Linked DNA regions of Homo sapiens: region 2 is linked to region 1. The links are chromatin loops, found by intact Hi-C in ENCODE. Cell type or tissue: Caco-2. All regions are shown on one strand. Links, peaks and the distances in the headings refer to the core of each region. The heading gives the core; the rest is flanking DNA. Region 1 overlaps RNLS (renalase, FAD dependent amine oxidase). Region 2 overlaps RNLS (renalase, FAD dependent amine oxidase).

Evidence for each region. A loop is a pair of places that touch in the nucleus more often than their neighbours do. Peaks named below come from ENCODE experiments on the same cell type or tissue, not always from the same donor. Only the 100,000 strongest peaks of a DNase experiment are listed, where the experiment ranks them.
Region 2: a loop joins it to region 1, with 4 times the contacts of the local background. A loop is called at or near these places in 24 of 110 quality-filtered maps.

The regions. Positions count from the first base shown.
Region 1 is chr10:88,548,790-88,563,373 of GRCh38, reverse strand. The region is part of intron 4 of RNLS (renalase, FAD dependent amine oxidase); the gene reads left to right. Among named protein-coding and RNA genes, the nearest start is that of RNLS, 27 kb to the left of the region's middle. In Caco-2, for the core only: a CTCF peak has its summit at 10,001; a DNase peak (open chromatin) is centred at 10,003.
Region 2 is chr10:88,380,407-88,397,933 of GRCh38, reverse strand. All of the region lies in intron 4 of RNLS (renalase, FAD dependent amine oxidase), which reads left to right. Among named protein-coding and RNA genes, the nearest start is that of RNLS, 190 kb to the left of the region's middle. In Caco-2, for the core only: CTCF peaks have their summits at 8,047 and 8,247 (motif pointing right); a DNase peak (open chromatin) is centred at 12,203; H3K4me3 peaks cover 176 bases.

The sequences.
Region 1 (14,584 bases), core at 5,695-13,694:
ACAAAGTGTGGCTTTAATACTGCCAATATGAAATAAAGATTCTTTTCACTAAACTCTTTTCCTATGGAAACAGTTATGTTGATGTAGAGTAGAATAAAGCCCGCTTGATTTTTGTCCTGTTTTTTCTTAGCTAATCTATTTTTTATTTCTCTGAGTGTACTTTAGAATCAGGTTTCATTAAAAACTCCTGTTGGAATATTGATTTGAATTACACTCAATTACACTGCATTAGTTTAGGAAGAATTGGCATCTTTATAATAGATCATCTTCTCATCTAAGAAAATGAAACATTTCTCCACTTATTTAGGTATTTTTAATGTCCTCAGTAAAATTTTATAGCTTTTATCATAAGATCTTACACATTACTTATTAGGCATGTTAAGAAATATTTTATAATATTTATGGAGATTGTGAATAAGATCACTTTTGTTGATTTATGGTTACTTGGTTTTAGATGTTTCCAGAGAACAATATACCTACCTGAGTTTTTAAATCCAGCATGAAAAATCTCTTTCTTTCAATAGGAGAGTTTAACCCTTTTATATTTATTGAGATAACTGCTGTGTTGTTATCTTTTCCGTTGGTATCTACTATTTATTTTTTTCTTTTGATAGATGAGTTCAACCCTTTTACATTTATTGGGGTAAGTACTATGTTGTTTTTATCCTTTTCATTGGTGCCTACTATTTACTTTTTTCTATTTTTAAATTTTTGCTGGTTTTATCAAGTATCTCTTTATTCCTTCCCACACAGTCTATTCATAGAATGCCCAACAAATTGTCATTTCATTCATGGTTCTCTTCTTATTCCTTACAAACCTATTTATTCCTGGCCCTGCCCTCCTTTCCATTCCCCAGAGCTAACTGATGTTAACAGTTCAGTGAGTGCCCTTCCACACTTTGTTCCAACCATATAAAGCTTTGGATGACTGTGCGTGCCTTCTAAAATTATTGTTTTGCACTTTGCTTATTTACTCAACATTATTTTAGATAAACATCTGATTTATTTTTATTTAACAGCTGCATAAAGTTTTTTAGTTTGGGAGTACTGGAATTTAGTCTTTCATCTCTTGTTTATCTATGGACTTTCATGTGGTTTCCAGTTTTTTTCTCTATTAAATGCTATGCCTTGAAAAACATCCTTGTTTACATATTCTTATAAACTGATGCTCTTAATGCTATATTGGGTGATAAGATCCCCAAAGTGAAATTTCTGGCTCAAAAAACCTGTATGTTATAATAAGTATTGCCATATTACCTTCCAAAAAGTTTGTCATGATTCTCACTCTTACGTTTGACAATGCCTGTTTGCCTATATACTCATCAGGACCGGATATTTTAAATTTTTATCAATCTTAACATTTCTGCCAAAGTGATAAGTAAAAACAGGTTGATTGCTCTTGCATTAATTTGCATTTCCCTTGACCAAAAGTAAAATTGAGCCTCTTTTCATAAGCTTATTGGTCATTTAGAGTTTTTCTTCTGTGAAATGTCCCAGTCATGTCCTATGCTTACTTTTCTAGTGGATTATTTGTTTTTTATGAGCATTTCACACATGAAGGATATCAATATTTGTAATATAGTACTACATATATTTCCTAGACTAGCATTTATTTATCTTTTGCTTTTGTTTATTATTTCATTTGCCATAATAATTTCTTAAGATTTTTATTTAGTCAAGTGTGTCTTTTTCTTTAATAGATACTTGACTTCCTGATTGCTAAGGATTATCTCCCTCACTCTAAAGTCATATAAGTATTCTGAATTATATTCCTAATATTTTTAATTTTTATCCTTTACATTAAAATCTTTATATGGAATATATGTTTATATAAAATATGAGAAAGGTATCTAGCTTTGTTTTTTGTCTTTCCAGAGTGAAATCCATTATATCAGCACCATTTATTTAATAAGAGATTATTTTTTTGCCCACTAAATTGAAATTCCTCATTTGCCGTATGTTAAATTCCATATATACTTGAGTCTGTCTCTGGATATCTGTTCTGTTCCATTTATTTACTTGTGTTGCAATATCGTCATTGTTTTCATTATAATCAATTTGTGGTTTTAAGTCATTTTTAAGGAGTCTGAACTATTTGACCTGTAAACATGAGACAGCTTTATTTTTTCCCAGAACTGCCCTCAACGTCTCTATGTTGAACTCCATGTCTATCTAGAGAGGATTCCTTAATGACATCTTGGTCCTTTGCTATAACTTTCTGGTCACTTTTGGCCATTAGAACAGTCTCACTTTGGTTTTGAAGACTCGCTGTATTTATGTTTAAACTTCGGTCTCAGTTTGGAGCTCATTCTCTCTACCCTAAACTCCAGCTAGACCTGTCTGTGGCACCTGTGGTGCTAGAGAGTTGTAGCAGAGTGGATTATGGGTCTGTGTGTGTATGTGTGTGTGTGTGTGTGTGTGTGTGTGTGTGTTATCTCTGAACATCTACAAACTATAAGCTTACAGAACCATTGATTGCCTCTAAGACTGACTTCTTGGTGGTAGGGAGGGGCAATTGGCTGCTCTTGCCTGTTCCTCCATGATGGTCTATATGTAGACCATATGTGTGGTGTGTTTCTTTGGCCAGTGGGTAGTGTTTAGCCTCCTATGAACCTTTCTGTTGCTGTTAACAGTCCCCTCCTTATAGGCAGCCCTACCAGCAGAGCTTTGCCCTAGTCCCCATGGGTTCAACAGTTCAGCAAGTACATAGCCAGGGAACCAGGTCTCTGTTACTCCTCCTGGGAGCTCCCTCCCAGAGTTTGCTTCTGAATCATTCTCCAGTAGGCTCCTAAGGAGGAGCTACTACTCTCTGCTTACGGGGTTTGGAAGATAAAGCTCTCCAGAAACATTGCACTCTCTGTAGGGCCAAGCTTTCACATCTGTTTGAATATTTTTCCTATATTGCCTGGGCTGTGGGGCTCAGGGTAGTGGGGCTCAGGGTAGTGGGACCAGTTTTGACTGATCGTTTCCCAGATCTTTTGAGAGCTGTTGGCTAACACCTTTTCCTGGTGGCTTCTTTAAATGTAAGATCATTACTGGGTTTTTTTTTTGTCCCCAGCTTTACAGAAAGCAAGAGTAATTGGGAGAAATACTGTTGCAATAAGTTTTAATGCCTGGAAGGCAAGAATTTCCTTGCCATATCTTTACTAATATATCTTAATTTTATAATAACCATCAAGCAGATTTGTTTATTGACCTCCCTCTGCCCTACTTTAGGCCCTTTTTCATCCTTCAACCTCAGCTCAAAACCACTTCCTCAAGAAAGTCTTCCTAATAGAAGAATTATAATGTAACCAACACAAAGAAAAGATAAATATTTGAAGTGATAGGTATTCCAGTTATCCTGATTTGATCATCACATATTTATACATGTATCAAAATATCACATGTACTCTAAAAATATGTAAAACTATGATATATTAATAAAAAATACAAGAAAAAAAAAGTCTTTCTGACCCCCAAGACCAGGCCATTTTTCCCATTACATGTGCTCGTAGTTTTCGGTGACTTGTATTTTTAACACTTATCACAACTTTAATTAATTAACAGTTTAATCCATTGTGCAATGTGTGTCTTTTCTGGTAGAATATAGAGTCCACTCAAACAGGTACTTGCTTGGACTTACCTGTTCCTGTTTTCCCAGGATTCCTTTGTGAGTGCCTCGTATATGTAGGCTCTCAGTCTGCATTGAATGAATGAATGAATGAATGAGTGAAACAATCTGAAAACGTCTTGGAGGACATTCAGTGGGAAAGGGAGAGAGTGCTTTAGAGAGAAGAATGGTCTTATCATAAAGTTTGAAATAGAAATGTTCATTTTATATTTGGGAGGCTGAAAATGGACTGATTTGGTAGGAGCTAGGCTTTATGGTGGGGAATTTTAGAAGATAAAACCAGAGAGATGGATTTGGGGCAGATTATGGTGAGCCTTGGAGGGGAACATCTGTTGAACAAATGACAGGGGTCTTAGTTCATCAAAAATACTGAATCTATCTTTCAAAACCTGGCTGGATACATTGAGGTGGTAAATAACTTTATCTAATTAGATTGGAAGAAAGAAAACACTCTTAAGACTTTGAGAAATGTTGTTCTAAAGGCTGTTAACCTTAACATATGCTTAAACTGACACGTAAAACATGAATAAGTTATACTACAAAGATGCAAAATTTATTATGCACTGTAGAATATAATGATAAAATACTACCCATAATGAATACCTTCAACTTCCTTTCTATAACTTCTAGAATTTTCCATAATTCTTGATGGAAAAATGAGAACGAAATACTTTTACTAAAAGACGTTTCTAATTCTTGATTTTTTCCTTGACATTTTGCTGAAAAGAGTTTTATTAAAAGCACAAAGAACGAAAGTCCTGTTTTCATCAAATAGTATGCTTCATTGCATTTTTCAGCAGACCATCTCCATAGGAGGGGGAAATATTCAGTTTCTAAACTTCTGACACGAGCTGGTCTGTTGGGCTGCCTGCAAACTTATAAACTGGGATCTTAATTTTAGAAAAAACAGTTATTAGCCTTACATTTTTAATGTATTAATTAAATATTGTCACCTTTGATATTTTATCATGTTCTTGTATTTTTATATTTATTATTTCCTAATTCTCTTGTCTTTTTAAATTTATTATTTGCTAAATGGCAGATTGGGAGTCTGTTCTACTTAATCTTTCTTTCTCTAAGTGCCTGAGAGGCTGCCCAACTGAATCTTCACCTCTCTGCCACCTTCCACAAATGGGGACATCAGTAGAAACAGCGGAGACTTCCATCATCTTGGAGTTTAGGGTGATCTGGCACTTCTGTTATTGCAGTTATTACTCACTTCTGCTCCTGGCAGGACAGAGGGAGTTTACCTACTTAAGTGTCCCTCTGGGGAACTAATTAGTTGTGTCAGAAAAAAAATAACAACATAAAGTTGAGGATAGCTGGAAGATGATGATAATTCCAATATCAACACAATTTTGTGAATACTTATGTTAAGCACTTTCCTAAATTATAATTTTTACCCTTCACAACCACTTCATGAGAAATATTATTATTCCCATTTTATAGAGGAGGAAAGTGAGAAATTATGTTAACTTGCTTAAGGCTCTCTAGCTGTTGAGTGGTAGAACCAATTATGGAATCCAAATCTTCTCCAGGCTTTAGTAATTGGAGCGGTATACCTTTTTGCCCCTCTCCTAGCAATTTATCCTTTACCAATGTGTGCAATCTCTCCATGCTTGATATAAACGCATCATGATGTAAATATTTTCATAGTTTTGTTCTCATACACATGCTGTCAGTAGATGTGTGATGTTTTAAACTAGGCCACCAGGTTGCTACCCTAACAGAAGGAAAGTTTCCCCCTTAATGCTGCCTTACTGACTGTGTGCTTCTTTTAGAACTTGGAGCCCTATTTTTCATTTAGAGTTCTTCGATAACAGAAAAGCTTTAAAAGGAAATGTCCATACTAGAGATGGGGATGAGATGAAAGAGCAGAGAGCTATAATTTATGGAATTGCGTCATTATCACCAACTGAGTCATCAACTGAATTGAATTAAACTTTTCCCCATCTGAGCTGGCAAAGGCATTTTCAAAAGAGAAGAAATTTGAGAAGTAAGATTTTAGCTTTCTGGCAGAAATCTCTGAAGATTCAAATATAATGTGCTAAATCCAAATAAGAAAGTATTACCACAATCAACTACTAATTTTAAAGTAGGGAATTCTAAATATTAGTGAAAAGAGAGGAAGGGAAGGATAAAAAAAAGAATGGGAGGAATACTGGCATTCTTCACTGGATAAGCTTTAGTCCAAATTTGTTTTTTTTCTTCACAAATGTATCTTATATAAGTAGTTTTGTATTATATTGCCTCAGATTTATGAGACTTGTTTATACACTGACTGGACATTTCTGACCGTCATTCTTCTGAAGTCCTGTTTCCAAAGTCTGACATTTTTTCATTCTGACTTGAATGTTTATGTCTAGAAAATAATGAGAGAAAATCTAAAATGTATTTGAGTAGCCAGCACAGAACACTTTTGTAGTATTTACTAGTCTAGAAGTCTCTGTTGGTTTGAGTAAGATATTTAAATGTTGATCTCTCCTAAAATTTGCTACATGAAATAGCCAAAGGAAATCATCATATCTGAAGCAGAATTTGCTTTCTATTTCTGTGACTTTTTAGATACTTTTTGCATCTTATAATTTTACTTGCCAAATGCATATGAAAATATGAGATTTTACTCCAAGAAGAGAAATTAAAATTCAGTTTTATTTTTAAATGGCACTTGTCATCTTTTATTAAGATGTCAAATTCATTTTTTTTTCATTTTACAGATATTGAACATCTACTATGTGCTAGACACTGTTCTAGACACCCTGGGTACAGCAGTGAACCAAACATTAAAAGCTCCAAGGAACTTCTATTCTAGTGGAAGGAGGCATAATATTGTATAGTATTTGATCCAGGGGGTGGAGGAAAAATAAGTGAATATCTATGTGAAATGATGGTACATGCTGAGGGAAGAGAAAACAAGATAGGAGAAATAGAAAATGACAAGGAATACTCTTGTATATAGTGTGAGCAGGTCTGTGACAAGGTGATTTTTAAACAGTAGACACCTGAAGGTAGTGAAAGTGTAAACCAAGAGAATCTCTGGAGGGATATCCAAATAGAAGTTCCTTGGAACAAGTAGGAAGGCCCCAAGCAGTGAGAAGTTTTATAAGGCAGCCAGTGTGGCTGTCATGCAGTGTATATGAAAGGGACAGTGGCAGAAGATGAGAGCAGAGAGGAAGCAGGAGGCTCAATTAAATAGGGCTTTGTGAACTGTGATAGAGACATTGGATTTTACTCTCCATCAGATGGGAAGCCATTTCAGGAAAGACCTTATGTGACTTAGATTTAGGGATTATGAATTTACCTTGCTGTTGTTTTGGAAGTTAGACTGTAAGAGGGCTGAGATGACCAGATGAACTGATGTTGTCAATGCAGAGACCAGAAATGATGGTGGCATGGACTACAGCAATACTGGTGGTACATTGAGCAGTAGGTGCAATCCAGATGTACAAGGATCCCTCATTTTTGCATCAATTCTAAAGGGTTCAGGTTGCTACAGACACTTGATTTCAAAAGTATGGCTGCCAGGATTTGCTGATGTATAGATATGGACTGTGACAGTGGTTTCCAGAGTGAAATCACTGTTTTGGGATTGAATAATTGCAAAAACAGAGTTGTCTTCTACCAAAGGGAGAAAACTGAGGGAGAAGTAGGTTTGTGAGGCAGGTAGTGAACTGGGAATCAAGAAGAGAAATTTGGTCTTGGATTGGGTTTGAGTTGCTTAATAGAGATTCAAGTGGGAATACTTATGCAGTTGAATATAGAAGGTTTCAGGAGCAATGTCTGAGCTGGAGAGATATATTTGAAAATCATCAGTAGAGAAATAGTATTTAAAGCCATGGAACTGGATGAGGTCCAAGATTGAACCCAGAGAAACTGCAATGTTTGGAAACTAGAAGATTAAGAGGAACCCCAAGAAAGACTGAGAGGGAGATGCCAGTGAGTGAGGGGGAAAACCAAACATGTATGTTGTCCCATAGGCCAAGAAAGTGTTTGAAGAAGGAGGAAGTCATCAGCTGTACCAAATACTGACTATAGTTTCATCTAAGAGTTGCCCATTGGATTTCGCAATGTGGAGGGTGTGTCAGTCCATTTCACGTTGCTGTAAAGAAATACTTGAAGCTGGAAGAGATATATTTTGGCTAACAGTTCTGCGGGCTATACAAGCATGGCACCAGCAGCTGCTCAGCTTCTGGTGAGGCTTCAGGAAGCTTTTAGTCATGGTGAAGCGTGAAGGGGGAACTGGAGCATCACATGAGGAGAGAGGGAACAAGAGAGAGATGCCAGGTTCTTTTAAACAACCAGCTGTCATGTGAGCTCATTACATAGGGAAGGCACCAAGGCACTCATGAGAGATCCGCCCCCATGACCAAACACCTCCCACTAGGCCCACCTTCAACACCGAGGATCACATTTCAACATGACATTTGGAGGAGACAAACACTGAAATCATGTCAGAGGATAAAGGTGACATTGACAATAGCAGTTTGTATGGTATGCTGGGAATGAAAGCCAGATTGGAGAAGGCTCAAGAAACAAATGGGAAGGGAGGACACCGAGACAGTGTGTTTAGACCAGTGTTTCTCACTTTTTCATGATCACCTCCTTAAAGAGCTTTCTTAGACATTTTTTTCTAATCCTCCCCTCTCCATGAAATTCCAGTATCACAGGTATACTTTTGTTATGTATTGTATATATATATCTATGCCTTACATATACAAAGAGCAAGTAATTTTTGCCTGAAAGAATTAATTTTTGACCTTCTGGAGTGATATCACTCCTATTGAGAATGGCACGGAATAGACAATTTTTTAGATGAGCTTTTCTGTGAAGCAGGGCAAATAATTAGGCTGTTAGAAGATGAGGTTGGATCAAGTTTTTATTGTATTGTATTGTATTTTTAAGATAGGATACATTATAATATGTTTAGGTGCTGATGGAAACAATCTAGTAGAAAGGGGAAAATTGATTATGTAGGAGCAAGATTGAACAGTTACAGAAGTCATGGTCTTGAATAAGAGACAGAGGATGGGCCTCAGATGGGAACCAGACAGTTCTCCCAAAATAATACACAAAGGAGGGCAGAGCACATCAACACAGATAGATGATACTTTTGGAGGTGAGGGCCTGTGGAAGTCCTCTTCTGCTTGATTTGTTTTCCCAGAGAAACAAGAAGCAAGATCATCAGCTGAGATTGAAGAGGGGCTGAAGACGTTGAAGATTTGTAGAGAGAGGGGAAGTGTTCTGTGGTCATGTAGTGGGGGTGAATTGAGTAGAATATAGTAGGATAGCTAGGCAGCACTAAGACTCAATTCAAATTAGTGATCATAAGTTTAAACTGCAATCAGTCAATATTTTTCCCCTCCACGACTTGATCTTCTCTAAGCACATTACATACTTTAAATATTTGAGTGAATGAATAAATGAATCAAAAAGTTAGTTAATGCTATTTACGCTGCATACATGTAAGATTTTTTCCATTTACTATTTATATGTTTTCAATTGGAATGTTTTATACAACAAATGTTAAAATTAAGGACTTCAAATAAGAACATAGAATAACATGCCCAAGTTCAGCTTTTTTTTTTTGGATCAAACTAATTAAAATCAACAATGATTTCAACAATGATTCAGTGCCTTTTTTCTTTTGGTTGGTGATGTTGCTCATTGTGGGCGAAGTATGTAAAACTGACAACTAATTTTGAATCTTTCCATATATATTTTTATAAAAAAAGGAAACTAAAAGTAAATGGTAGTTTCTTTCAGGATGTGGTGTTCATTCTTTAGAAATTGTGAACTCTGCTTAAAACATTTATGTATCCATTTATTTTTTCAATAAATATTTTCTTAGGATCTCTTCTCTTACCAGTCACAGAAAAGACAAAACTGAATAAAGCATGATTTCTACCTTGAAGTATATTATAGGCATCTGGATGTTTTTCTAGTTTTTAGACGAGGTGGGTATATGTTTCTTTAGCGTACATAGAGGTAGACTTGAACTAATATATTTAAAGAACCAGGCTTCTATGTGGTACAATGTAGAATTAGCATTAATAAAGACGGAATGTTACGAAATTCATAAAAGAAAAAATTCAAACACATTAGTAAATTTAGTGCATTATATATAAAATCTTAATGGTAGGGTCTCTGCTCCTTTACTAGGAAGCAGTGTGCTCATGGAGACTGTGCTTTGTCATGACTACAATTGTGTACTATATAAAATCTTAATGAGAGATTACCATTAGATTCTTAAGATTGTTATACTTCTCTTTTTCAAGACCATTTGGTGGTTTTGAGAAGTTAAGAGCTTTATAAGCCTGACAGTACTTGTGATTCAACCTTCTATTGAGGCCAAGTGGGGACCTGGAACTCTCAGACTGCAGGACACACAGATGAACAGCATGTGGCAGTGTTTAAATGTTCTTCTGAAAGCCAATGCCACAGGCTTAAGACAATTTAGGGCAGTTCTCTGTGATGATTGCAAATGCATCCCAGGATTATATTTTTCTTTTATATTGCTATGTGTCATGCTTTGTTTGCCAAACAGAAAGAAAATGAATAGGCAGTTTTCTGGTGCAATTCTTAGTAAACAAATTGTCAAAATGAACTCCATCCATTGCTTAAGAAATACATAAACACAATTTAGTCACTGGATGTGTCTGTATGTAGGTTGTTCCTATGGAGAATTTTAGTTTGACCCATGTTTTTGTTTGTCTTTTTGAAAATTCTGATAGACTAAGGTTCTCTTTGTTTTCATAATAGTCCCTATTCCCCCTAAAATAGTAAGCTATCAAATTACCGAGGTTTTATTTGTATAAATGTAGTTGCACATATCTAACTTAATAAATTGTGAATTGATTTTTATCATGACTTTAAGTCATAGGTATTATTTGAATGAAAGAAAACTAAGCTGTTGGGTTATTTTTACAACGTTCATAGAGAATTTTCTTTCATGTAGATTTTTTCCATATAGCATATACAATAGAATACATTTTAAGCTATTCCCTATATATGTGTGTGTATATGTGTGTCTGTGTGTATAGTGTGTATGTATCCTCATCATAGTCCTTCACATTTTAAGATGATAGCACTCAGTGATTGAAATCTTTATATAATAATATAATTGAGGAAAAATCTGTGAACACAATTGTCATTATCAGACAATAGATTTATAAAATATTTTAATCAGTAACTGTTGTCCTTAAGCATGAATATCCTTACTACTCTTCTACCTTTTACATTTGCTGTTATCGCAAACACTTTGCTTAGAGCAAATGTGATTCCTTATTGCCCAAATGCTTATTGCATTCCAATTTATTATAATACACATACATCTGTTCAGCACTCACTGTGTTCCTGGAATTGTCCCAGAGTCTGGGCTTCCATCCTTTAATGAGACCTAGCCTAGTTCTTAAGGAGCTCACAGTGGGAAGACATGTCTGTTGCACTTATCTTCTAGTTGCTTCTGAGCTTCCCTGCTTTGTTTACAGGTTGGCTTTAGGGCAGCCTCTGCTCATTTCTTCTGCCTTTCTTACCAGTTCTGGCTCTGCTGCTTGTTAGCTGTGTGACCTTGGGGACAGTTACTTGATCTCTCTGAGTCTCTGATTCCTCTTCTGTGTAATGAAGTGATAAGTCCTACCTCATGAGGGCATTTGGGAAGATTAATAAATAAGATAATGTGTTAAAGCATCTAGTAAATTGCTGGCATATGCTAAGTGGTCAATGAAAGAAACTGCTGCTGCCATTTGACTTGTGTTCGTTATGTGCCTGGCACTCAATTGCTAAGAAACAAACTTTAGTTCGTTTTCATTCCCTTGCTGCTGCACTTTCTTCAAACACATCGTCAGATGGGAATTTAGAACTAGAGTAAATAACAATAGCTCCAACTTATGAGTACCCATTATGTGCTAGATATTTTACTGGTTGGTAACAATTCTTAAAACAACCCAGCGTTGTTATTATCCCCACCATATAGAGCAAGATGGGAGAGATAAAAGTGACCTTCTAACCCTGCAAAACTACCCACCAGAAGAGCCAAAATACTGACTACAAAGCTTGTGTTCTTCTTCTTTTTTTTTTTGCAACCAGTCATTTTCTCCAGTCTCTTCCAATTCTAAAATATTTTAAAGATTTTTTGAAAAATTCATGTGTATTATGATCACAAGCACTAGATGTTTTCATTTGAGCACAAACTCCAAAGTAGGAGCAGTAGAAGTTTTCACTTGAGCACCAATTCAAATCCATATGCCCAATGATGTCATTAACAAGTTAAAAATACAGAAATACGCATTTTCATAAATAAGTGTGACTATTAGTCCATGGACAGGCCGAAGTTCCCTAAATAGTTCTCAGATCTTGCCATCCACATTAGTTGATTTTTCTGTATCAGCTGAAAGCAGAATTCTTTTTAAAGGGGGAAGCAGTGGTTTCTTTCTTTAGACTTTTGAAAATATTAAAAAATTTTAGATAAAATTGACCATTTTGATTTTTAATAAGAGGTTTGTTTTGATATTTTAACTTTAGACATATGAGGCAAATTTTGAAAACCTATGCTGGCTTCAGTAAAGTAGTTTTTTGGCTTTTCTTCTATATCTTGGCCTGGGTGGCCTGGGGACATCAGGCACGAAGAAGAGACGGCGCAGTTAAGGAGGTGGACAGCTGATCCATGTGGTTCACTTGATGAGCCATGCCTTCTGGGTTTAATATAGCAAGAGTTCCTGATTTGAGAAAGGGGAATTTGCGGGTGTGTATTTTCTTTGGAAAAACTGAACAAACTATAAAATTGAATCAGAATAATTATAGTTCTATATAGAATCCTAAATATCAGCCTCTAAATGGTTACCTCGGGCAAATGCCAATCTATCTGGACTTCATCTTTCTCCTCTGTAAAATGAGACCATTGAACCCTAGATCTCTAAGATCCCTTCTCAATCTAAATCCAATCTAAAATGATTCTCTGAAGAGGCAGGCATATGTGTGTGTGTAATTGCTGTTTGAAGTGTGAATTAGTTAAACACAAATTCATAGGATGTAGATATCAGAAAATGTGTTTATAAAATGTTAATGTGGGTGAGTGAGAGAGAAATATTTTATTGTTGTTTATAAACACCTTAGTTAACACATTTACACCTTTGCTGAATACATTAGATTTTGGGGGAGGAAACAAAAAGGCTTATATTCAAACCAGGATCCAATTGGATTTTAAAAAATGGTTAGTTTATTTGTCTTTTTCAACCACTGAATTTGAGTTTCTTGAGTCTTTCTCTATCTCTACCACTTTGTACTTCCCCAAGTAAATATTTCTTAAATGAATGAATTATTAATTGAATGACAAAATCCCCGTTGTACTTGATTAAATATTGCAGACAAATAGGAGAAAATTAGATTCCCTCAATTTGTACTCTTCTGTGGCCTCAACTATTCCATCACCTAATATCTACATAAGTTACATTGAAGGAAAAAAAATCAGTTACCAAAGGAAAACAAATTCCTTTTATCCTGTCCCTTCACTGACCTTTCATTAAGAAAAGTAAACTATAATATCTTTAATGTCTAGCAGAATGATTCTTTGAAGTTTTATAAACATAAATAATCTTTATTTCTGGTAAGCAGTTTTATTTACACAATAAAACTACTGAATGAAATATAGTAGAAATTTGGATAGGACTTTTCTCCTGGTTTGTTTTAAAAAGGCATACATAAAGTAACAAGAAAACATAGCAACAACCCCCCAAAACTTTAGAGATTGTATGTGTATGTGTGAGTGTGGGTGTTGTCTTGGAAGAGGAATGGGATTTTAGTTATTTGTACATTCTGTGAAGCAAATCATGAGTTTAGTATTAAGTGGAGCAATACATTTCAACATTAGTTGTTTTAAATCTAATAATATTTTATACATGGAGAAGTTTTAAAAAACAGATTTCAATTTGTGAATATATAACAAATTAAACAACTTCTTTTTCTGGGCCTCAACCTCCTTAACTATAACTCAGAGGACTAGGATAAATGATGTTGCAGATTTCTTTTAGCACCAAGCATTTGCTGATAGTGTAAATTAACTGATCAGTCGGCTGTAATACTGGCTTTATAGTTTTACTCTAGTGTGGCATTCTTCTACTTTAAATTCATCTCCCTGACACTGCTTTTTTACCGTGTTCTATTCATCTCATCTAGAAAAGAATTTATTTATTTATTTTTAGAAACAGGGTCTTACTGTGTCACCCAAGCTAGAGTGTAGTAGCACAATCATAGCTCACTGGGGCCCTGAACCCCTGGGCTTAATTGATCCTCCTGCTTCAGCCTCCCGAGTAGCTGGGACTATAGGTGCATACCACCACGCCTGACAACTTGTTTTTTTTTTTTTTAATTTTTTGTAGGGACAGGGTTTTGCTGTGTTGCCCAGGCAGGTCTCAAACTCTTGGCCTCAAGTGATCCCCCTTCCTTGGCCTCCCAAAGTGCTAGAATTGCAGGCATGAGCCACCATAAAATATTTTTTTTTTAGTTTTACTTTTTGTAGTTTACTTTATGAAAGAATTAAAAATAGGAAGCAAATTGGACATTTTAAAAATAATATTTTTACATGTATTGGCAAAATTTTTGTATTTTGAAATGTGGAACCAAGTTTTAGGAGATGAGACAGTATAGCACTACAACTATATGACAAAAGCTGTAGCTTGTTCCTGTGACCCAATAGTCCTTGAGGCATTCAAAGGGATTTTTCACATTGAATACCATCTGTTACTTTCTATCCATTCAGTCCTGCCAGTATCACTCCACCAAATGTGAAATAAGAGACATTACCTAAGCTGTTATGCTATAAATCCATGTGTATCAGCCCACTCTCCTTATTAATGCCTCTGTGTCAGCATATCTAAATTCATGTTGATACTGTTATAATGTGACAGTTTTGTATGTATGCTTTATTTTTATTTTTTGCAAGATACAGATTTATTCAGAATTATAGAATTATGGAAA
Region 2 (17,527 bases), core at 5,176-13,175, 160 kb after region 1:
ATATGGGTTTATTTCTGGACTCTCAATTTTATTTCATTGATCTAGATGTCTACCTTATGGCCAGTACCACACTGTCTTGATTTCTGTAGCTGTGTAGTAAGTTTTGAAATTGGGAAGTGTGAGTCCTTCACTTTTTTTTTTCTTTTTCAAGATTGTATTGGCTATTTTAGCTGTGTGAATTTTCATATGACTTTTAAAATAAGCTTGTTAATTTCTGCAAAATAAAAGCAGCAGGGATTTTATAGCGATTGTGTTGGATCTATGAATCATTGATCTCTCTGTTTTCTATCTCTATTTTGTTTATCTGTATTCTAATAGTTATTATTTTTTTTCTTCTGCTTTCTTTGGGCCTATTTTGCTCTTATTTTTCTAGTTTTGTAAGTTGGAATGTCAGATTATTGATTTAAGATCTTTCTTTCTTTTAATATAAGCATTTACACCTACAAATTTTACTCTAAGCACTGCTTACCTACATCCAGTAAGGCTTGGTATATTGTGTTTTCATTTTCATTTATTTCAAAGTATTTTCTAACGTCCCTTGTTAGATCTTTGTCCTATTTAGGTGTGTGTTGCTTAATTCACATGTATTTGTAAATTTTCCAAATTTCTGTCTATGTTTCTGTCTATTATTGGTTTCTAATATCATTTCATTGCTACCAGGGAACATGCTTTTTATCATTTTAATTCTTTTAAATTTACTGAAACTTCTTTTTATGGCCTAACACAGGCTTCATCCTGGAGAATGTCTCATGTACACTTGAGAAGAATGTATTATTCTGCTGTTATTGAGTGAAATATTTTGTATATGCATGTCAGGTTTAATTGGTTTATAGTGTTGTTCAAGTCCTCTATTTCTTTATTGATCTTCTGTCTGGCTGTTCTATCCATTATTGAAAGTGGGAAAGTGATGTCTTCAAATATTATTTTTCCATTCACTTCTGTAAGTTTTTGCATCATGTATTTTGGGACCCTGTTGTTTGGTGCACATTTGTGTATTATTGTTATATTTTCTTAGTGGATTAACCCTTTTATTATTATAAAATAATCTTGTCTCTAGTAAGGGATTTTTTCTTAAATTTTATTTTTTCTGGTATTAGTGTAACCACTCTAGTTCTATTTTAGTTTTTGTTTGTATGGTATATCTTTTCCCAACCTTTTACCTTCAACCTAGGATCTAAAGTGCACCTCTTATAGAGAGCATAGAGTTGGATCAGGTTTTTTTTTTTTTAATCCATTATGCCAAACTAAGCCTTAAATCAGCGTTTAATTAATTTACATTTAATGTAATTCCTGATAAGATAGGATTTATGTCTGCCATTTTGCTATTTGTTTTCTATATGTCTTAAGTCATTTTTTATTCCCCTATTTCTCCATTACTGCCTTCTTTGGTATTAAGTAGAATTCTTCTAGTGTATCATTTTAATTTTCTTGTCATTTATTATATTATTAATACTAATATATTTTTTAAAGTTATTTTATTAGTAGTCAACCTGGGGCTTGCAGTTAATATCTTAATTTACAACAATCTAGTTTGGATTAATATGAACTTAATTTCAATAGTATACCAAACCTCTGCTCCTATATAGCTCCAGTCTCTCCCTGTTTTGTTGTGCTTCCTTGGTCATACAAATTACATCTTTGTACATTGTATACACATTAACACAGATTTATAATTATTACTTTCTAAAGTTGTCTTTCAAATCCGATAAAGAGCTACAAACAGAAAGAAATTTGTGCTTTCTTTTATATTTACTTTTTAGGTATCTTTACCAGTTTTCTTTATTTCTTCATATGGATTCAAATTATAGTCTATTGACCTTTCATTTTAGCCTGAAGGACTTCCTTGAGTAGTTTTTGAAGAGCAGATTTGCTGCCAATGAGTTACCACAGTTTTTTTGCTTATTTGAAAGTGTCTTGATTTCTCCTTCATTTCTGAAGGATAGTTTTGCTGAATGTAGAATTCTTGGTAGATGTTTTTTTCTCTCAGCTTTTTGCATGTCATGCCACTGCATTCTGACCACCATAGTTTCTGATGAGAAATCAGCTGCTAATCCTATTGAGAATCCCTGGAACATAATGAGTCACTTCTTTCTTGCTGCTTCAAGATTCTCTTTGTCTTTGTATTTCAGTGGTTTGACTATGATGCATATAGGTATGAATCTCTCTGATTTTATTCTACATAGAGTGTGTTGAGTTTGTTGGATGTAGATTCATGATTTTTTATCAAACTGGAAAGTTTTAGCCATTATTTATATATATATTCTTTCCACTCCTTTCTCTCCTCTCCTGTGACTCCCACTGTGCATATATTTGATGGTGTTCCCCAAATGTCTGAGGCTTTGTTCATTTTTCCTCATTCTTTTTTCCTTCTGCTCCTCAGACTTGATAGCATCAGTTGACTCATCTTCAAGTTTGCTGATTCTTTATTCTGCCTGCTCAAATCTTCTATCGAGCCCCTCTAGTAAAATTTTTTCTTCTGTTATTTTACTTCTCAATTCCAGAATTTCTGTTTTGCTCTATTTTATATTTCTATCTATTTATTGATCTCTATTTGATGCAAAATCATTCTCATGCTTGTCTTTAGTTCCTCGGACATAGTTTTCTTTAATTCTTTGAATGCAACTAAAATGGCTTATTTAAATCTTTGTCTAGTAAGTACAATGTCTGGGCTTCCTCAGAGAGGTTTTTTTTTTTTTTCATCTTTTAAAGTTCTTGATACTTTTTTTTTAATTTTATTATTATTATACTTTAAGTTTTAGGGTACATGTGCGCAACATGCAGGTTTGTTACATATGTATACATGTGCCATGTTGGTGTGCTGCATCCATTAACTCGTCATTTAGCATTAGGTATATCTCCTAATGCTATCCCTCTCCCGTCCCCCCACCCCACAACAGTCCCCGGTGTGTGATGTTCCCCTTCCTGTGTACATGTGTTCTCATTGTTCAATTCCCACCTATGAGTGAGAACATGCGGTGTTTGGTTTTTTGTCCTTGCAATAGTTTGCTGAGAATGATTGTTTCCAGTTTCATCCATGTCCCTACAAAGGACATGAACTCATAATTTTTATGGCTGCATAGTATTCCATGGTGTTTATGTGCCACATTTTCTTAATCCAGTCTATCATTGTTGGACATTTAGGTTGGTTCCAAGTATCTGCTATTGTGAATAGTGCCGCTATAAACATACGTGTGCATGTGTCTTTATAGCAGCATGATTTATAATCCTTTGGGTATATACCCAGTAATGGGATGGCTGGGTCAAATGGTATTTCTAGTTCTAGATCCCTGAGGAATCGCCACACTGACTTCCACAATGGTTGAACTAGTTTACAGTCCCACCAACAGTGTAAAAGTGTTCCTATTTCTCCACATTCTCTCCAGCACCTGTTGTTTCCTGACTTTTTAATGAACGCCATTCTAACTGGCGTGAGATGGTATCTCATTGTGGTTTTGATTTGCATTTTTCTGATGGCCAGTGATGATGAGCATTTTTTCATGTGTTTTTTGGCTGCATTAATGTCTTCTTTTGAGAAGTGCCTGTTCATATCCTTTGCCCACTTTTTGATGGGGTTGTTTGTTTTTTTCTTGTAAATTCGTTTGAGTTCATTGTAGATTCTGGATATTAGCCCTTTGTGAGATGAGTAGGTGGCAAAAATTTTCTCCCATGCTATAGGTTGCCTGTTCACTCTGATGGTAGTTTCTTTTGTTGTGCAGAAGTTCTTTAGTTTAATTAGATCCTATTTGTCAATTTTGGTTTTTGTTGCCATTGCTTTTGGTGTTTTAGACATGAAAGTCCTTGCCCATGCCTATGTCCTTAATGGTATTGCCTATGTTTTCTTCTAGGGTTTTTATGGTTTTAGGTCTAACATTTAAGTCTTTAATCCATTTGAATTAATTTTTGTATAAGGTGTAAGGAAGGGATCCAGTTTCAGCTTTCTACATATGGCTAGCCAGTTTTCCCAGCACCATTTATTAAATAGGGAATCCTTTCCCCATTGCTTGTTTTTGTCAGGTTTGTCAAAGATCAGATAGTTGTAGATATACGGCATTATTTCTCAGGGCTCTGTTCTGTTCCATTGGTGTATATCTCTGTTTTGGTACCAGTATGATGCTGTTTTGGTTACTGTAGCCTTGTAGTATAGTTTGAAGTCAGGTAGCGTGATGCCTCCAGCTTTGTCCTTTTGGCTTAAGATTGACTTGGCAATGCAGGCTCTTTTTTGGTTCCATATGAACTTTAAAGTAGTTTTTTCCAATTCTGTGAAGAAAGTCATTGGTAGCTTGATGGGGATGGCATTGAATCTATAAATTACCTTGGGCAGTATGGCCATTTTCACGATATTGATTCTGCCTACCCATGAGCATGGAATGTTCTTCCATTTGTTTGTATCCTCTTTTACTTCATTGAGCAGTGGTTTGTAGTTCTCCTTGAAGAGGTCCTTCACATCCCTTGTAAGTTGGATTCCTAGGTATTTTATTGTCTTTGAAGCAATTGTGAATGGGAGTTCACTCATGATTTGGCTCTCTGTTTGTCTGTTATTGGTGTATAAGAATGCTTGTGATTTTTGTACATTGATTTTGTATCCTGAGACTTTGCTGAAGTTGCTTATCAGCTTGAGGAGATTTTGGGCTGAGACGATGGGGTTTTCTAGATATACAATCATGTCATCTGCAAACAGGGACAATTTGACTTCCTCTTTTCCTAATTGAATACCCTTTATTTCTTTCTCCTGCCTGATTGCCCTGGCCAGAACTTCCAACACTATGTTGAATAGGAGTGGTAAGAGAGGGCATCCCTGTCTTGTGCCAGTTTTCAAAGGGACTGCTTCCAGTTTTTGCCCATTCAGTATGATATTGGCTGTGGGTTTGTCATAAATAGCTCTTATTATTTTGAGATACGTTCCATCAATACCTAATTTATTGAGAGTTTTTAGCATGAAGGGTTGTTGAATTTTGTTTTGTCAGAGGCCTTTTCTGCATCTATTGAGATAATCATGTGGTTTTTGTCTTTGGTTCTGTTTATATGCTGGATTACATTTATTGATTTGCATATGTTGAACCAGCCTTGCATCCCAGGGATGAAGCCCACTTGATCATGGTGGATAAGCTTTTTGATGTGCCTGAGAGACAGTTTATATTGACTGCTTTTGTACTGCATGTGTGCCATACTTTTAGTTTCTTTGAATGTCTCCTAATTTTTTGTTGAAACTACATTTTAAAAAATGTTGCAACTCTTGAAATCAGAATCTCCTACCTCCCCAGGGTTTGTGAAAGTTGCTGTTTGTAGTTGGTGCTTGTTTTGTTTGAGCTAATTATTTAATATGTGATTTCTTTGTCATAGGTGGCCATTGGAGTCTCTGATAGCTGACTTAGTGTTCAGCTAATGATTGGACAAAGATTTTCTTAAATTCCTGGAGCTCACAAGTCCTCCAATCTTTGCCTAAGGGCTCTGTGTGCATTTGGAGCACACCTTGAACACTCCAGCAGGCAGTATGAAACTCTGCCTTCACTTTCACTTCCTGCCTCCATAGAGCCACAAGGTTAGGCAGAGTTGAGAATTTAGATCTTTCTCAGGTCTTAGCTGAGCATGCAGATAGCACTGAGTATGCTCACATCCCTACACATGAACTTGTACTTCTAGTTTCCCAGCATTATGTCTGTGCTTTTCAAATCATCCTGTGGACGTATCTTTCCACAGCTTCTCCTTTTAAGCTTTTGGTAAGCTGATTATTTGCTTCAACTCTTATGTACTGCCTCAGGCAACAGTGATGTGAAACAATTGCCACTCAGTCTTTTCTACAAATAATTGAAAATCATTTCTGTTAAGAAAAATATTCACATTGGGTGAACTCTAAGTCAAGTCACATAGAGACAATATTATGAGTGGAATATTTCAGGGAACCATCAGACAGGTCAAATAATGATAGTTCTCTGGAAATGGAGTTTGGAGAGAGCGCTAACCCTGTTCTATCCCCTCCGGGGGCTGCCAGACTGCCAGTGTTTATCATGATTGCAAGTTGTTGGTTTCCCAGGTTATTGCAGAGCTGGGGGCAGGGGAGGGAGAATGAGAAAAGAGCAGAGTAAAAGACAAAAAAGCTTAGTTTTTACTGACATTCAGCCATTTTTTTAAATAAAAGCTTACCTGATTTCTGCTAGTCTTTGATTAATTTCCAGAGTTCTGAAAAAGTTTACACTGACAATTTTTGCCAGTATTTTTATTGCTTGTATGGAGGAGAGGGTTTTCAGAGTCCCTTATTTTGCCATTTTCATTATCACCCCATGTCCTCTTTTAATAACAAATATTTTTAATAACATCTCTAACTATTCTAAAATGAAATTCATGGATAACATAACCTACCAAGACATTTTTTTGTTTTTTAGACGGAGTCTCGCTCTGTCGCCAGGCTGGAGTGCAGTGGCGCGACCTTGGCTTACTGCAACCTCCACCTCCTGGGTTCAAGCAATTCTCCTGCCTCAGCCTCCCAAGTAGCTGGGACTACAGGTGCCTACCACCATGCCCGGCTAATTTTTGTATTTTTAGTAGAGATGGGGTTTCACCATGTTGGCCAGGATGGTCTCGGCCTCTTGACCTTGTGATCCACCGGCCTCGGAACTCCCAAAGTGCTGGGATTACAGGCATGAGCCACTATTCCTGGCCAGTACACATTATTTTAAAATTACTAATATGATTGCCTAATTGTAATTTAAAGAAGAAGAAAGGAATATCATAATAATAATTGAAAATGCTTGGGGACAACTACACTGGAAGACATAATCAGACACACCTGTTTGTATAATCACTTTGAATTGGGATGTTACAAATTATTGCAGTTATATTTTCAGAGGATTCAAATGTCATATGTGCCATGGATATTGATATTATAATTTTCAAAAATGATTAACAATTCTCAGTAAGGTTCAAATGAAACAAAGTATAGTCTTCAGTTAGTTTACATTGGATTTGCATTTATGGGAAATTAGGTGTCTATTAAAACCATGAAAAGAAATATTTAATTTTTTATGTAAGATTGAATTTGGTCCTAGGCTTAAATCATTACATACAGATTTTTTAAAAATCTACATGAATAGTTGGTGGGACAGTAAAATCTAACATGATATGGAACTTCCCCTTACCTCCCTGACTACTACCCACTGAATGTCAGTTAACAGTCCCATAATAATTTATACTTTGAGACACCCTTCCCAAGAAAAATGGCCCTCATAAACTTCCAAAATATCCCCTAGAAGGCAGTACCATTCCTCTGAGAGCCACTGCTTTAGAAGAGCCAGCTGTTAGTTGTTTTTTGGCTTTGGGTTTTTTAAAATCTGAGGTGCACCAAGTTTCAAAGAAAGGTCCCCAATAAGAAAACCAACAAGCTGACTAAATGCATGTGTGCTATGGTCCCTGCTCACTACTCCTCTGCCCCACATTCCACCTTTCAGGAAGTTTGAGTACTGAAATAATACTAAATAATTTGCAGACACTTTGGGGGATTGGATGCTCAAACACTTTTTTCCCCTCTTTTATCTTATTTGGAATGAGAGTTTTATTTAGTGCATTCAGACGAACGAATATTAAAAACTTCCTTAGGTCCTCAAAGAAGGGCCTTGACATCTTTCCTTAGTGAGCTGGTCCAATGTTCTAAATCCTCTGAGCAGGATCCCTGTGGTGTGTGACCCAGATAGCGTCCCAGAGACTTTCACTTTATTTCCTTGTGAAGACACGTGAAAGCTGCTTTATCAAGGAGTCACTAAGTCTGGTCACAACACAGTTTCAAGGAACCAACACTGGGACACTTACCATTTTGATGATTTTATCAGCTTTGATGGTGAGCCTAATTACAAAAGTCCTATCAAATGAATATCCACTGGTTCTTGATAGACCACAACCAAATTGTATTTCCCCCTTGTGTTCCTAGCTATTTATGAATATTGTTGCAAATGCTGTAATTGCCATCACCTTCTTCTGACTTTCTCAATATAATACCTAATTAGTCAGTGTCAGTGTTGCCAGATGATATGAAATGCTGTGGCTTCTGGCCCTCATTTTCTAATGGATTTGGAATTGTATGTATTTATGTCATTGCTCTTCCTTTATAGCAACTACATGCCCTATCCCTGAATCTGTAAATATTCTGAGGCAGGTATATCTTGTAGTCCCCCAATAGCAAGAGTACCCTGCTTATAGTTTTTGGACATTTGTATTTAATGTTGCTCCTTTTATTTCTGTATGCATTCTCACTAGATAGGGCTTTAGCTTTAAAAACTGTGCGAATTTCATTCCACCAGAGGGCACCATGGTAAACTTCACTTTCAAAAGGATCCTTAACAACTCAGTTAAGAAATCCCTAAAAGGATCCTTAACAACTCAGTTAAGAAATCCCTAAAACCGAAATATTGAAACAAATGAATGTAATTAAAGCAGCAATACCTTTGACCAAGATATTTATTCCATCGTGACTTTTAAATCTCTATAGAATGATTCATTTTGCTAAGGGTATGTTAATCACTCTCAAGCACAACTTTGACAAATCAAAAATAGATAGCAGGCTTTATTATGGCCAATGTGTGAGCTCCACAGACTGTCAAAAAAAGAAAACAACAATAACAAAAAAAAACCCAGCACAGTTCTGTTAGGAGACATACCTCTCCTTTTCTGGCTCCAAAAGAGAATGAATGCTTTTTGAATCCTAGGAGGTAAACCAATATCGTAATTTCCTACATGCTACAAAATAGCCATCTTTAGTAAAGCTCCAATTTCAGGGTGGATTTTAATTGTTTACTACTAATAAACCTTGGGAGTTAATTTATACCATCCCTCAAGTCCCAACACAAACAGATTCCCTTTTCCAGAACTCATGGTGGCAAGATTCCATAGAACTCCCCAGATGATGGCAGCTACTATCAGAGCTCTCAACTCTGACAGGAATTAACAAATAACAGGTTACAAACAGGAAACACAGTGTCTCATATCCATGGCTCCACTGATGCATGGTACTATGTAACATGTAGGGTATGTTAATTCCCTGATATTTATTCACTTATTCATTCGACACATAGTTATTGAGTATCTCCTGTGTACCACGTTGTAAGCTCTGGGGATACAGTGATGAGGGCAATTGACCTGATCCTTGTCTTAATGGAGTTTGATTACTAGTAGGGGGAAGTCATATAAAAAGACGATGATAAACAAGGAATCAAATAAAAACATAAGTAATTTCAGTTTGAGAGGTCACAGAAAGTTAATAAAAAGGTTCTATGAGAATGAAGGGAACTCTCACACAGCTTGTGAGAGTAGGACTGTCTGTGTAGATAGCATGAGATAGGAGAAAGAGCTAGCCATGTGATAACATGGAGACAGGGACCAGCAAAATATTTAAGTCTCTTCAGCTGGAAAGACTGTGCTGTGTTCTGATAACAAAAAGGAGGCCTCCATAGCTAGAACAGTGAGTCCTAGGCAGAGTGAGGCAAATTAAACTGGGGCCAGATCCTGGGAAGGATTTTGAATTATTCTCAGGCATGTTTTAAGCAGGATGGCATAGTCCAGAGAATGGATTTCAAGGGAAGGAGGCAAGAGCTGGGGAAGACAGGGTGCCAGAAAGTATTGAAACCAAATAGCAAGTTATTGCAGTGGCTCAGAAGGAGAAAACAATGGTGATTATGGAGATGAACAGAGTAGCCTTATTCAAGGTGTGTTTTAGAAGTAGAATCTACAGGACTTGCTGATAAATTAAACATGGAAAGAAAATTAAGACAAAGATGACTTACAGGTTCTTAGCTTGAGCAACTGGGTGAATGGTTATGTTGTCGACTAAGCCTGAGGAAGGAACAGCTTTCAAGGATAGATGGAAGGAATAATTAGGTATCCAACTTCTACGTGTTAAATGAAAGGCGACTGTGATACACCCCAGGGAAATATATTCAGGACTGCCCTCTGAGCCCTCTAGACATAGGTTTCATTTGTACCACAACCATCTCCCCTTCCAAATACCCACAGAGATGTTTCCTATATCTATGTTTTCAAGGTGTGTGGTCGTGAAGAACAGGGAGCCCTTCACTCCTGTCTGCATTGCCCGCTAAACTACAGGCTGACGTGCCTTCTGATTTTCTTTTCTGCTGTCAGAGCATTTGCTTCCCTCTGTCCTACAGGACAACTCTAAATCATTATCTCCACAACACCTGCTCCATATCAAAAGTGTTAGATTTTTAGCCAGAAGACATGCACTATTTTTCTTACTAGCTGGGTGACCTGGGGCATGCCATTTAACTTCTGGGAGCCCTGCAGGTCTTTGTAAAGACAATATCAATGATTACATGTAAAAGCACTTTGTAAACTGTAAGCAGTTACGTAAATAGGCTTGTTATTCTCATTTTTGTCTCAGTCTCCACCACTGTAACAAATAATCTTCCTTTTTTTTTTTTTTTTTTTTTTGCTCTGTTCTCCTCGCTTTTCTTCTTGCGTGCTTCTTCTGTCTCTTGTCCTTTCTGCCACATAAATTTGCTTTCCTGAAAAAGGCTGGTTATTTGGAGACATCATCACCAGCCAATCAGAGCTCTCTATTCCTTCTGGCTGGAAAGCCAATCAGATGTAAGCTCCAGGTCTCTTTTCAGTGTTGCTAGGGCTTCAGGTCTACTTCTAAAAGCTGACTTGCTTGCTTTCCGCTAGTTCATTCTCTGTCTCTCTCTGCTCCCCACTTCTCCCACCCCCACTCTATTCCTCTCACTCCTCCCCTCTTCTGGGTTTGGAGCAGTTCCAAATACTTAAGGCTTCCGGAAGTTTGGGTTATGGATAAGCAAGGTTTGACTGTATATTTTTTCCCTTGAGAAATAGAGGACAGCTATTCCATGTTCAATATTGAAGCAAATGTTTTAGCAGCTTAATGTCCCTTGGCTACATAAAATTTAGTTCTGTTTATGTGTTTTGGGTGTACAGATCACTTTTTATTCAGATGGACTAGAGCATAAACTGGCATTGAGTTTTCTGGCAATGAAACGTCATAGCACTGGAACCTCACTGGGCTTTACAAAAATGCATTCAAAATATTTTAAAGTACTTCCACTTTATAACTGATGACAGAAGATGATAAATACATTGTGGTTATTTTGCTCCTGTTTTTTGAACTTTCAGTGCTGGGATTATTGGAGACAACTACCCTGAGATAGCAGTGATTTGGGAACTAATACCTAATGGCTAAGTGGGTGTCCTCAGCCCTCACATCCTGCTTATCTATGGAAACTAAGTAACATGGGAATGATAGCTAGAAATCCACCCTTTTCAGAGGACCCAAGAGTCCATCTTTAAATGCTGTATGGCTGGGTATGCTGTGAGGATTCTCTTAACACAGAACAGCTCTGCCTTCCAAAACCCTAAAGACGTTTGATAAGGAAAAATAGCTAACAAGTTATGCCTTTCTCATAACCTTTGAAACCTACTTAAAAACTGAAACAGTACAAGAATTTGCAGTTTAAAATGACCAGAGAAGTGGCAGAAAGCCAGAATTCTGTCAGAGACGGCTTAGAAAAGCTTAATGATTAACAAATGGGTCACTGCCTTCAGGCTCTGACCTTTAGAACTAACCAATTTTAGCCTTTTGGTTATGTTCCTTCAACTCGTTTTATATCAAGGAAAAAAAAATACTCTCTAATGGCACAGTACCACCCATCCAAAAAAAGGATTCTTAGCAGTCCAGTATTTGGTCAGTAGCTTTTCTGATAACATGGAGTTGGTCCTAAGCACAGTATTAACAACTGTTAAATTATATTTTTTGTTAGAGTTTAAGGAAGGCCCTAAGCACGACTGCATATCCTGCAGGTGAAATGTACGAAATTTCGGTTAACATGGTAACGGCTCTAAAAATACCTAGGCTACAGTTTAACCACAGAGTTTCCTCCTTAACGTAAAAAAGCCACCATCACGAGCTGTTAGAAAGTGCAACAAAAGCAATCTCTGTCGGACTTTGTGCAAGCAGGCTATTAAATCAGGCCTGGCAGTGACAATCTGCAGCCACTCTGCATCAAAGTAATAATTAAAGTTTTGCAAGCCCAAACAGCAATGCACAAACCACCTAAGAAATATGTTACATTGATAAGTCCTTTTTTTCTGCCTGTAACTTCTCTTCTCCCCTACCCCCAACCACCAGGTGGACTAAGCAGGGCGTGGCAGGGGCACCGTGACAAAGAGTCACCACACCATAACCACAGGGCCCCACCCGAAGGAAAACCTAGGGCAGGCTGCCACGGTTTTCCCAGCAACCTCTGCACCAGGATCCCATAGAGTATGCACAGGAGGCTAAATCACTCACCTGGGGTTTCCCATCTGGGCTCTTTGCTTGGCAGAGACAGAGAGGGTGGGGTCAACCTTTTCCTTGATGCTTTTGCAGTTAGCAAGTTGGAAACACATTTGACTCTTTTGAATTCTGTGCCTTGGCTATTCAGGAGTCTGTCATGTCTGGGCTTACTAAATTCTACCATGTCTAGGCTGCCGGGTTTAATAAATAGAAATACCTGACATCCAGTTAAATTGGAATTTTGAATAAACAGTGAAGAATTTAGTGAGTGTAAGTATATCCCATGCAATGCTTGGGATACTTACACTACATACTTATATACTTATACTACAAATAATTTCATAGTTTACCTGAAATTCAAATTTGACTGGATGTACTTTCAGAGTCTTTTTATCCACCAACACCCAATTAACAAATTGGTTTTTATTTGTTTGGGCTTTTTAACTTCATTTTGCTTTTATTTAGTTTTGCTTTGCCTTGCAAGCCTTGGGTCAGTGTAGAAAGGCTAATCCAAGGAAATGAGCTAGCATTTGCTGAGCTCATTCTTAAATCAGGCTTCATCTTAGGTACTTTTGATGCATGGTCTTTTAAAATCCTCACATCATCCTCTATAATAGCCTACTTAAAATCCACATTTTATAGAGGAGGGTACCTCAGCTCAGAAAGGTTAAGTGATTTGACCAAGGTCACACAGCTAACAAGGAGGCAAAGCTAGGTGTAAGCCTAAGTGAGTATGACCCCAACTGGCTTTCTCAACTACTTAGTACATCTGCAATAGTCACATTTAAATGTAATAGTTAATTTTTGCCTGTTTATCAGACATTAGGTTCTTTTCCTTAACAAACGTCAACTCAATAGCATAGATTTCATAAGCGAAAAGCTCAAATTGACAGCTGAATTGGGAACTGTTCTCCATCAACTCCTGGTACATAATAAACTATTTTATTAATCTCTTTACTAAAAATGAACTTCCAGGCCATTTCTGACTACTCCACACTAGAGCTATAGTTGTTCTAAGTGCTTTCTATATAGTAATTAATCTAATATTGAAATCAACCCTATGATATAGTCAGTACTATAATTTTCAATTTATAGTGTAGAGAAATTGAAGTTCACAGCCTTTCCCAAGGTCATACACTGGTAAGGGAATTAAGCATGATTTAATCTCATCTTCCTGGCTGCAAAGCCTAGGTTGTGTGGCTTTGAGGAATTACTTAGCCTCTCTGAGCCTAAGTTTTTTCATGTGTAAAATGGGAATTATAACTACAGTACTATCTATATCATTGTTAACCATCTAAATAATGGTTAATTCATTTACCAGTGTTTGACCTTGAGAAAGTCTCTGAACTTAAACAGCTTTGCACATAGTAAGCACTCAACAAACATGAACTTATACAATTATTTTGAGAATTATCTTTAGTAGACACCTTTGACAATAAAGGACATAAGAGAATAGTCTATGTCAGGGATTGGCAACATTTTTCTGTTAAGACCCAAAAAGTAAATATGTTAGACTTTTTAGGCCAAGAGTCAAAATCAAGGATATTATGTGGGCAATTACATGACAAGATAGAAAACAAATTTCTATAAATCTTTATTGACAAAAATGGAAAATTTGATAATAATAGTTAAGTATAATTTTCTATAATATAGGTCTACTGATGAGAAAAATTGAATTCTTTTATTGTGGGAGAGTGATAACATTTCACTTAATTGGGGTTCAAAGTTAGTGCTTCCTATCATCAGAATCAATTGCCCATGCCCATCTGTTAATGCTGATTCATAATGAGGTTTTACATATTTTGTCTTTGAAAATATCTTTTCACACAAATAGATACTGTCAAATACTAATATCTGTTGATGAACATATGATTTTAATTTAGCACAATCATTACTTAAAAAGCACTTAAAGAATTCTATTAGATTCTTCTCTTGGTATTTGCCTTTTAGCATGTCATTATATTAATTACTTCCAATTGAAGGGTAGGTGGAAGCTCCTCAATTGCACAGTTAAATGGATTTTGAAATAAGGAAATTTCATTTGCACTTGCATCAAAGTCCAAAAAAATCCACTGCTGGAATTGTAGTTTGAACTCAAAAGATATATCTGCTGCACGTTTGTGTGGAAATGGAGGTCTTGCTTCTTGTTTTAACTTTTGACAGCACAGGAAATGTAGAAAGCAGTTTGACATTACATGTGATTCAAACAACATTAGTTGTCACTGAAATGACTTTACCACAGTATAAATTTCACTTGTAAGTGCTGTTTTGCCTAACAATTTTAGGTTGAATTTTTAAAGAAACATTAACAGTCTGTAGGAAAGCTCATTTCCAAAACTATTCAGTATTCAATTATAGGTGATAGTGGTGCATCTCATTCATAAAAATTTCAATCTTGGCCCTGAGCTCAAACAAATCATAATGAAATGTTACTACTACTTAGCAATTGTTTCTGCCATGTGATAGAGAAGTAGAATATTCAGATTCTATTCTAACAAAACTTTACAGGACTAATGATGGTTAAGTCCGCAAAAGTAAATGAATATCACCATTGACACTACTGTTTCAATTACACATGATAGATTTAAAGATGTTCCACAAAGCACCGCTGATGAATAATATGAGTCACTATAGGTTTAAGATGCCTTACATTTTGAAAAGCTATATGAATTTGTACAATTAAACCCTTTTTCTGCTTTAAAATAAATATTTTACCACCGTCTATTGGAACACATCTTAGAAGATTCCCCTTCAGGTTGTGCAGAATTTGTGTTCTCTCAGTTTTTTTGGAAATGTTGTCACCTATAGTTTTACAATGCAGGCTATTCATTAGGCTAATTCTTTAATCACTGTAGACTCAGAATTGACTCCTCAAATAAATAATAACTGAGTGGTATCAGCTATATCTGTCAACTCATCAAGATGCAAGGAAAACCACTCAAAATTACTTGCCTTGTCTTTTAATCAACAATTGCCATTGCTTCCAGTATTCTCAACTATTCAAGCAACTGTTCTCACCAAAAAGCTAATAGTCTTAAACAGGTTTGTTCTATCTGGATAATTTATTCAACTGCTATAATCAAACACAATTTAATTTATTCATCCTCAGTAAATAGCTTTCCTTGCTTGGGAAACAAATGAGCTACTCAGAAAATTATTTTTGATGCAGTGTTATTTGCACTTTTTATTTTTGTGAAAAAATTCTACTGTGATGATATATTCAATTTAATTTTTTATTTCTATGACTATTGGTTACTGGTGAGTTGAGAATAATGTGATGAGTGTTTAACCTAGAAATGCCTGTATATATTGTATTTTTTTAGCATAGCCAAAGTGTCATGCACAATAGACACAATGCTTTGCCATCTAATTTGATAACAGTCATCTACACTCCACTGTACCTGTCATTTGAAGTCCACTTTTCTCTTCTTTTACTGTTTTGAGATGATAGGTATGAAATGGCAGTTTAAAAAATAAGATGTCACAGTACAACGTGGCATGTAAAACACAATCAAATGATAACTATGTCAGTATGATTTGTAGTGTACCCAGCAGCACTGCAAAGCAATAAAAGCAACATATACAGTCAATATGTCACAACTACTCTACTCTGCCATCGTAGTGGGAAAGTGATCATAGATAATAGATATATATATGAAAGAAAGAGCATGGCTGGTTCCAATAAAACTTTATTTATGGATACTGAAATTTGAACTTCATATAATTTGTATGTACCAAAAAATTGTTATTTTTGTATTTTTCAATCACTTAAAAATTTAAAGACCATTATATCAGCTGGGGGGATATAAAAAAACCAGACAGGGGTCAGATTTGGCCCATGGATGGTAGTTTACCAACCCCTGTTCTAGGTAACTAAGTATAAAGTAGATTTCAGAAAACATTGATAAATATTTTTCTAAAATTTAGAAACTTTTAAGTGATATATAATTTGTACTTTAAAACTGTCTCTGTTTGATATATCATCTTAATATTTGTTTAATCACAGAAACCTAGTGTAATCTATAATTCAAAGGGACGGTCATCTACAATTAGAGGGAAAATTCAAGGAGAATCAACTGAAAGCCTATTATCACTAATAAAAGAATTTTTTAAAAGCTGAATATAAAAAACAAAAAATACTTTTAATATGTATATATATATAAATACACATACAAATATATACATAATTCAGTAGTTTTACTATACTTCAGCAATGGCCAATTTGAAAATATTGTATTTTTAAAAAACTATCCACAAGAATAACGAAAACAACAGACTACCTAGGAATAAGCCTAAAATAATTGTACGTGAGTAGATGAAGAAAACTTCTAAAACTTTGCTAAAGGATCTACAAAATGACCTGGATATATGGGGAAATATACCATGTTAATATACAAGAAGACATAATAAATATGTCAGTTTGCTACACATTAATTTATTAAGTCAAAGCAAGGCTGTGACTTAAGTGCCAAGCAAGGCACTTGGCGAGTTTATTCTGAAATTTATCTGAAAGACGAAATTCTTAAAATCTGCAAAGATATTTCTGGGGGAAGAAAAATTAGACTATACTATGCGTTCTACTGGATATCAGAACATATCAAAAAGCTATATAAATTAAAATAAAATGGCACTTTTGTAGTAATGATCAAACAGTTTAATGGTTCAGAATAGACAGTCTAGAAATAGACATATATTTATTTAAGAATTTAGTTCATAAAGGAGGCATTTCAAATCAATGGAAAAAGAATGGATGATTTAAATAAATGGTACAGAGACAACTGACTATCCATCTAAAAAGAGTTAGATTTTCACTGTCCCATACCATGTAAAATAATAAATTCAAGATAGAGTCAGAGACTGATCTTATGATGAATAAGAAAAGGTATAAAAGTGCTAGAAGAAAGTATAGGATATTTTTATATTCTTCAAATGGGAAAGCCTTTTTCTAAAAAAGACACAAAACCGGCCGGGCACAGTGGCTCACGCCTGTAATCCCAGCACTTCGGGAGGCCGAGGCTGGCGGATCACGAGGTCAGGAGATCGAGACCATCCTGGCTAACACAGTGAAACCCCGTCTCTACTAAAAAATACAAAAAAAAAAAAAATTAGCTGGGCATGGTGGCGGGCGCCTGTGGTCCCAGCTATTTGGGAGGCTGAGGCAGGAAAACAGCATGAACCCGGGAGGCAGAGCTTGCAGTGAGCGGAGATCACGCCACTGCACTCCAGCCTGGGTGACAGAGA